2 separate regions of the Homo sapiens genome follow, and region 1 is linked to region 2. The links are chromatin contacts, found by Hi-C or POLR2A ChIA-PET in ENCODE. All regions are on one chromosome and are shown on one strand. Each heading gives the region's core, a stretch centred on a gene start or an enhancer-like site at or near the end of the contact. The rest is flanking DNA. Distances are from core to core; before and after follow the strand shown. Region 1 holds the start of TIMM44 (translocase of inner mitochondrial membrane 44). Region 2 overlaps INSR (insulin receptor).

Region 1 (3,369 bases), core at 832-3,331, 750 kb after region 2:
TGGCCTCACTGGCCAATTTGTATCTTATGCCTGATGCATGCCGGGCACTCTGTAATCTTCCCAAAGTCTGAGAAGCAAGCAGAAGCTGGTGGAAAGAGAAAATGCTGTGTCTGTACCTCCAGGGCCTACATCTATCCTCGTGCCCCTGAAACTGGGGGAAAACGGACAGGTCCCAGGAAATGCCAACCCATGGGGGGAAGAAGGCTAAATGTACAATTTAATCCCTTAGTCTGAAAGTAGGCACTCTAAGCTTCTATGCTAGTGGCAAGCAGTCTTCTCTTGCGAGCCCACCCCATTTCTGCCAGCCTCCAAAGATGAGAGAACTGGATTTTTCAGACACAAACATCGATAATGTGTTGCCCCAGGGACAACTCTGGAATAAACCTACAATGTCCTCCTCAAGGGTTGAGCTATAAACAGAGTAATTTAGGGGAGTCGCTCTGGGCAAAGACTGGGCTGATCTCATGTAAAAGGCACTTGCTGGCTGGGCGCGGTGGCTCACGCCAGTAATCCCAACACGTTGGGAGGCTGAGGTGGGAGGATCACCCGGTCAGGAGTTCGAGATCAGCCTGGCCAACATGGTGAAATCCCGTCTCTACCAAAAATACAAAAATTAGCCGGGCGTGGTGGCACACACCTGTAGTCCCACACACCTGTAGTATTGCTTAAACCCGGGAGGTGGAGGGTGCAGTGAGCCGAGATCTTGCCTTAAGTTCTGTGCAGGCACTGAGCTGGTGGCTCATGCCTGTAATCCCGATACTTTGGGAGGCTGAGGCGGAAGGATCGTTTGAGCTCAGGAGTTTGAGACCAGCCTGGGCAACATAGCTAGACCCTGCCTCCATAAAAAATTGGGGGAAAAAAAAAAAGCTCTGTGCAGGTCCTGTTCAGCTCGGCACCCTGTCACCCAGCACAGAACCTGGCGTGTTGATGTCAAAAGACCAGGTACAACTTCTCCACCATTTCCACATTTCCTGGGCCGTTTTTCTCTCTGTTCTCTGCCTCCTACCTCTGAGAACCCTATGCAACATCCCAAACTTACACAGGTGCCTACTATCTCCTGTATTTACTTGAGGATAACTTTTTTTTTTTTTTTTGAGACGGAGTCTCCCTCTGTTGCCCAGGCTGGAGTAAAGTGGCAGGATCTCGGCTCACTGCAATCTCCGCCTGCCGGGTTCAAGTGATTCTCCTGCCTCAGCCTCCCAAGTAGTTGGGATTACAGGAGCGCGCCACCATGCCCGGCTAATTTTTTTGTATTTTTAGTACAGATGGGGTTTTAGTAGAGATGGGATTTCACCATGTGGGCCAGTGGATCTCGAACTCCTGACCTCAGGTGATCCACCTGAGGCTGAGGCAGGAGAATCGCTTGAACCCGGAGGCAGAAGGAGGCAGAAGTTGCAGTGAGCCGAGATCGCGCCATTGCACTCCAGACTGGGCGACAAGAGCGAAACTCTGTCTCAAAAAAAAAAAAAAAAGAGAAAAAAGAAAAAACGAAGAGCACGAGCAATATGAAGTACTACTTTCTGAGTGCGCCTTACACGTCTTGACTGCCACTGCCCTGTGGACCCAAGAGCCTGCTAGGGCGCGAACCACCTCTCGCACATCCACAATGAACGTTAGAAGAAACGAGACAAGAAATGCTCTCGGTAGAGAACTTGGCATTTAACCGCGAGCTGTGAATTTCACGTTTTTTTGCCTTCCCCTCTACTTTTTTCCACGGGACGCCGCCGCCCCGGCTACCATTCTCTCTCCTGTATACGTGGAGTCTGATCAGAGGGCGAAGGGTGATCAGCTCCCTCCCAGGTCCCGCGCATCGCCGCCCCCTGCCCGGTAAGCTCGGTCCCCGCCCTCAGGCCACGCTCTGTGCCCCCTGTCCTGGCCTCTGCTACCCAAAGATCTAACCCCAAGCTTTCTAAGGAGCCCAAGCAAGGGTCGCGAAGGCCAAGGGTCTGAGAAGAAAGCCTTGGTGGCCGAAGGCCCAGAAGACCCCTAAGCTCGCCCTGCCAGCGCCGCACCGCCGCTCACCCGTGGACAGCGGCACCAGCCACTCCGCAGGGCCGCCGCCGCCATGTTGGAGAATCGTGTGACCTTCTCGCGGCGCGGCCCGGTTGCGTCATCCGCCGCTTCGGCCTAGAGCCGCGCAAGCCTGAGAAAAGCCGCTCCAGGAGCGGGGTTTCGGGTAGGGAGAGCCCTCCGATTGGGTCCGTCATAGGGCGGGGCATTAAAAGGGTAGGGAATGCCTAGAGAGCTTGACCTCTGATAGGGCAGTGTTTTGGAAGGACGGGGCCCGTGACTGGATGTGGCCCGGGGGAGGGCACTCCTGGGAGGGTCAGATCTGTGATTGGGCGCGACTACGAGGGGGCGGAGCCCAGGGGCGTGTATTCCGTCACTTGCGGTGATTCGGCTACAGAACGCGCCGGGCGCTGGTGGCAGGTGGTACAGGCACGTGGATCCACCGACCACAAGGACGGATTCGATTGGATTCTGATTGACCGGCGGACCAGCTCCAGAGTAATTGTCTATGGCTGCCCCTGCAATGACTGATTGATTGACAATGGCTGAGAGACCAGCAAGTGAGTCGCTCCGAGAAAGCGAAGGAGCCCACTCTTGTGCGGCGCTTTGGGAAGACGCCTGTTGGTTTTGACCCCGAATAAGAAGAGGAAGCTGAGAGCGGGCTGACTGTGGTCCAGTCCTACTTCGATTCAGTGTGAACTGACACTCTGATCTGAAGACGCTCAGGCCTTTGTCATTTCAGCACCCCAGATGCTATTTTCCATTCGAAGAATGCCGCCACCAGGTGGCGGTATTTTAACATGGCCATGCAATCCGGGTATGAGGAGGAGGGTTGGTCCCCTGGGAGAGCTAATGTATGTTGCTGTTGCTGTTTGTCTTATTGGATCCTTTTTTTTTTTTATAGAGCCAGAGGCTTGCTCTGTCACCCAGGCTAGAGTGCAGTGTCGTAATCTAGCTCACTGCAGCCTCCAATTCCCAAGCTCAAGCGATCCTCCTGCCTCAGCCTCTGAGTCACTGGGATTACAGGCGTGAGCTACCGCACCCGGTCTTTTTGCATTACTAACCTGTGATATGGGTTTATGGGACTTCATTATTTCAAAGGGAGGCAGCTTGGCCCCGGAGAGCATGCATTCCTGGCTTCTGCGATGGATAGACTTGTGTTCTCCATCTCAGGAGCTCCCCCTCAAGGTGGGGGTAAGAGATGAGGGCTTCCACTCTGGCTTTGTTCGAGATGTCTTGATGCCAAGAGGAGCAAACTAGTTAAGCGGTTGGTGTACACAGGTGTGTTGCTAAGAATAAGGTCTGGGCTAGAAATATGGATTCTTAGTTGTGGTTGAAAGTACGGAGTTTGGCCGGGCG
Region 2 (3,418 bases), core at 246-2,745:
CACCTGAGGTCAGGAGTTCGAGACCAGCCTGGCCGACATGGTGAAACCCCATCTCTACTAAAAATACAAAAATTATACAGGCGTGGTGGCAGGTGCCTGTAATCCCAGCTACTTGGGAGGCTGAGACAGCAGAATTGCTTGAACCCGGGAGGCGGGGGTTGCAGTGAGCCGAGATTGTGCCACTGCTGGAAGAGAGAGTGAGACTCTGTCTCAAAAAGAAAGAAAAGAAAAGAGAAAGAAAGAAAGAAAAAGAAAGAAAGAAAGAAAGAAAGGAGGGAGGGAGGGAGGGAAGGAGGGAAAGAAAAGAAAGAAAAGCCACTCGGGGTGGCCACTGCACCCCCTAGCTGAGTGGGAGTCCTCTAAACTGGTGCTGGACGTTTCCACATACTCTTGCTCCCCATACTGGTTCCTCTGAACTCGGATTGTTAGACAGAATGTGAAAAGCTCCACATGAAAATCACAAGCCTGCCAGGCGCAGTGGCTTGTGCATGTAATGGCACTTTGGGAGGCTAACACGGGAGGATCTCTTGAGTCCAGTAGTTCAAGACTAGCCTGGGCAAAATAGCCAGACCCCTGTCTCTACAAAAATAAAAAAATTAGCCAGGTGTGATGGTGCACACCCGTAAACCAATAGTCCCAGCTACTCGGGAGACTGAGGTGGGAGGATTGCTACAGCCCAGGGGTTTGAGGCTGCAGTGAGCTGTGACTGCACCACTGCACTCCAGCCTGGGCAATAAAGCAAGACCCTATCTTTAAAAAGAAGAGAGAGAGAAAAGAAAGAGAGAGTGAAAGAAGGAGGGAAGGAAGGAGGAAGGGAGAGAGAGAAAAGAAAGAGAAAGACAGAAAGAAGGAGGGAAGGAAGGAAGGAAGGAGAGAGATAAAAAGAAAGAAGGAGGGAAGGAAGGAGGGAGGGAGGGGAGAGAGAGAGAAAGAAAGAAGAGGGAGAAAGAAAGAGAAAGAAAGAGGCAGGAAGGGAGGGAGAAAGAAAGAAGGAAAGAAAGAGAGAAAGAAGAAAGAATACAGAAAGAGAAAAAAGAAAAGAAAGAGGGAGAAAGAAGAAAGATAAGAGAGAGAGAAAGAGAAAGAAAAAGAAAGACAGAGAAAGAAAAGAAAAAAGAAAGAAAAAGAAAGAAAGGAGAAAGAAAAGAAAGAGAAAGAAGGAAGGGAGGGAGGGAAGAAAAGAAAAGAAAAGAAAAGAAAAGAAAAGAAAAGAAAAGAAAAGAAAAGAAAAGAAAAAAATCACAGGCAGCCCAGGCTGGGGAAAGGGCATGACACAGATGAACTAGCCACAAAACAGCAGCTTCTTCTGGTGAGAGAGACCGCAAAGTGAAGACATTATGAAAGCCACGTGTCATGCAAGATGAGAAACAGCCCCAGTGGAGGACGGGGTTGACTTTCCTCTCCCTGTGCCCCTGACCTGATCCCCCTCATTGACACGTAATGAGCCCAAGTGTCCGTTCCTGCCCAAATTCTGGTTTGGGGTAGGGACAGTCAGCAGCCCAGGCTATGTCTGCCAGACAAGATGGCAGACTTGCAGGAAAATGCCAAACCGTCCGGGGGCTGTCACTCCCTCACACCTGCACACAAGTGCTGCTGTGTATGTAGGGAACATCTACCCAGACCTCCCCTCTCCAAAAATGCAAGTTCTGTGTCCATCCGCTGTCTCCCCTTCAAAGCCACATTGAGCTGCTGGTCCCAATTTTCCCCCAGTTCTCCCTAAACCTCCCAAAAGCTCCTGGGTGAGCACACAGAAGCAACTATCATCTTCCTGAAACTTTCAGCTGCGGTGGCTTTTTCACTATACACTGCTGAGAAGATCAGGGACTAAAATCTAACTAAGTTGACGGAGGAGAAAGGAGACCGCTGTGTCAGAGTCCTCTGGTGGACCCTCCCCAAGAAAGACAATGTCCCCACTAAAGGACCCCTTCCCTAGACAGAGGGAGTCACAGAAACACCAATTTGCTTCAGGGAGGCAGTTCAAAGCAAAGGAACGAATCTTGCACCAAGAGGCAAGTGCAATTTGATGCAGTATTTCTTTTTTTTCTTTTTTTTTTTTTCCCCAGATGGAGTCTCACTCTTGTCCCTCAGGCTGGAGTGCAGTGGCACGATCTCAGCTCACTGCAACCTCCGCCTCCCGGGTTCAAGAGATTCTTCTGCTCATGCCTGTAATCCCAGCAGGCTAAGGAGGCTAAGCCTGGGAGGCTAAGGTGAGCGGATCACGAGGTCAGGAGAGCCAAACCATCCTGACCAACATGGTGAGACTCCGTCTCCACGAAAAATATAAAAATTAGCTGAGCATGGTGTCGCGCACCTGTAGTCTCAGCTACATGGGAGGCTGAGGCAGGAAAATCACCTGAACCTGGGGAGCGGAAGTTGCAGTGAGCTGAGATCACGCTACTGCACTCCAGCCTGGCGACAGAGTGAGACTCCATCTCATAAAAAAACAAACAAAAAAATTAGGGGCAGGAGGGGGGAGGACACATGGGACATATGTCCCTCTGAAAGGGACACAAAAAAGTGCCCTATTTTATTTTTATTTTTTACTATGTATGTGTACTATCCTGTCAAAACTGACATATATTTGGAAATACATATTTTTTTCAAGTAGCTTCTTCTTTCATTTATTTATTTAGAGACAGTGTCTCACTCTGTCGCCCAGGCTGGAGTGCAGTGGCATGATCTTGGTTCACCGTAACCTCCGCCTCCCAGGTTCAAGTGCTCCTCCTACCTCAGCCTCCTGAGTAGCTGGGACTACAGGCGTACACCACCATGCTTGGCTAATTTTTGTATATGTATATATACATTTGGTAGAGATGAGGTCTCACAATATTGCCCAGGCTGGTCTTGAACTCCTAGGCTCAAGAGATCCGCTCTCCCCGAGCTCCCAAACTGGGCATAGGCGTAAGCCACAATGCCCAGCCAGGAAATACATTTTTCAAAAGCCTCTGCTAGACAGTAAACAATGTTATTGATCAGTTACATGATTCTACTCCCAAATATTCTAATAATGACAGGCATCGGTGAGAGCTTTTACAAAGGTTCTCTTAAAATCATCTTTGTTGGCTGGGCATGGTGGCTCACGCCTGTAATCCCAGCACTTTGGGAGGCTGATGCAGGAAGATCACTTGAGGTCAGGAGTTCGAGACCAGCCTGGCCAACATGGTGAAACACTCTCTATTCAAAATACAAAAATTAGCTGGGCGTGGTGGTAGGCACCTATAATCCCAGCTACTTGGGAGGCTGAGGCAGGAGAATTGCTTGAACCCAGGAGGCAGTCGTTGCAGTCAGCCAAGATCGTGCCACTGCACTCCAGCCTGGACGACAGAATGAGACTTCATCTCAAAAAAAGAAAAAAAAATTATCTTTGCCTTATTACAAAATCAATATGGGGCTCAGGGGTGAAGTGTGGAGTGTGTTT

What was found. Hi-C counts contacts between places; a loop is a spot of excess contacts on that map. ChIA-PET counts read pairs that join two places held with the same protein, here RNA polymerase II (POLR2A). Pooled maps may share reads with other maps.
Region 1: a loop to region 2 is called in a map of CD4-positive, alpha-beta T cell, with 2.8 times the contacts of the local background. The contact joins the promoter of TIMM44 here to the enhancer-like site in region 2. A Hi-C loop is called at or near these places in 1 of 168 maps with a recorded cell type or tissue (CD4-positive, alpha-beta T cell) and 6 of 50 pooled maps. POLR2A ChIA-PET finds 5 or more read pairs at or near these places in 1 of 52 experiments (activated naive CD4-positive, alpha-beta T cell).

The regions. Positions count from the first base shown.
Region 1 is chr19:7,941,585-7,944,953 of GRCh38, forward strand. TIMM44 (translocase of inner mitochondrial membrane 44) reads right to left here and starts at 2,082. Exons shown (of 13, transcript NM_006351.4): 1 at 2,023-2,082. The coding sequence starts at 2,067. RefSeq lists enhancers at 1,103-1,646, 1,647-2,189, 1,816-2,185, 2,190-2,733, 2,734-3,276 and a silencer at 2,216-2,285.
Region 2 is chr19:7,191,076-7,194,493 of GRCh38, forward strand. All of the region lies in intron 2 of INSR (insulin receptor), which reads right to left. Among named protein-coding and RNA genes, the nearest start is that of INSR, 100 kb to the right of the region's middle. RefSeq lists enhancers at 1,308-1,397, 1,448-1,537. Within about 2 kb of position 1,496, at least 2 of the 41 ENCODE cell types and tissues checked have a DNase peak (open chromatin) inside an H3K27ac peak, as active enhancers do.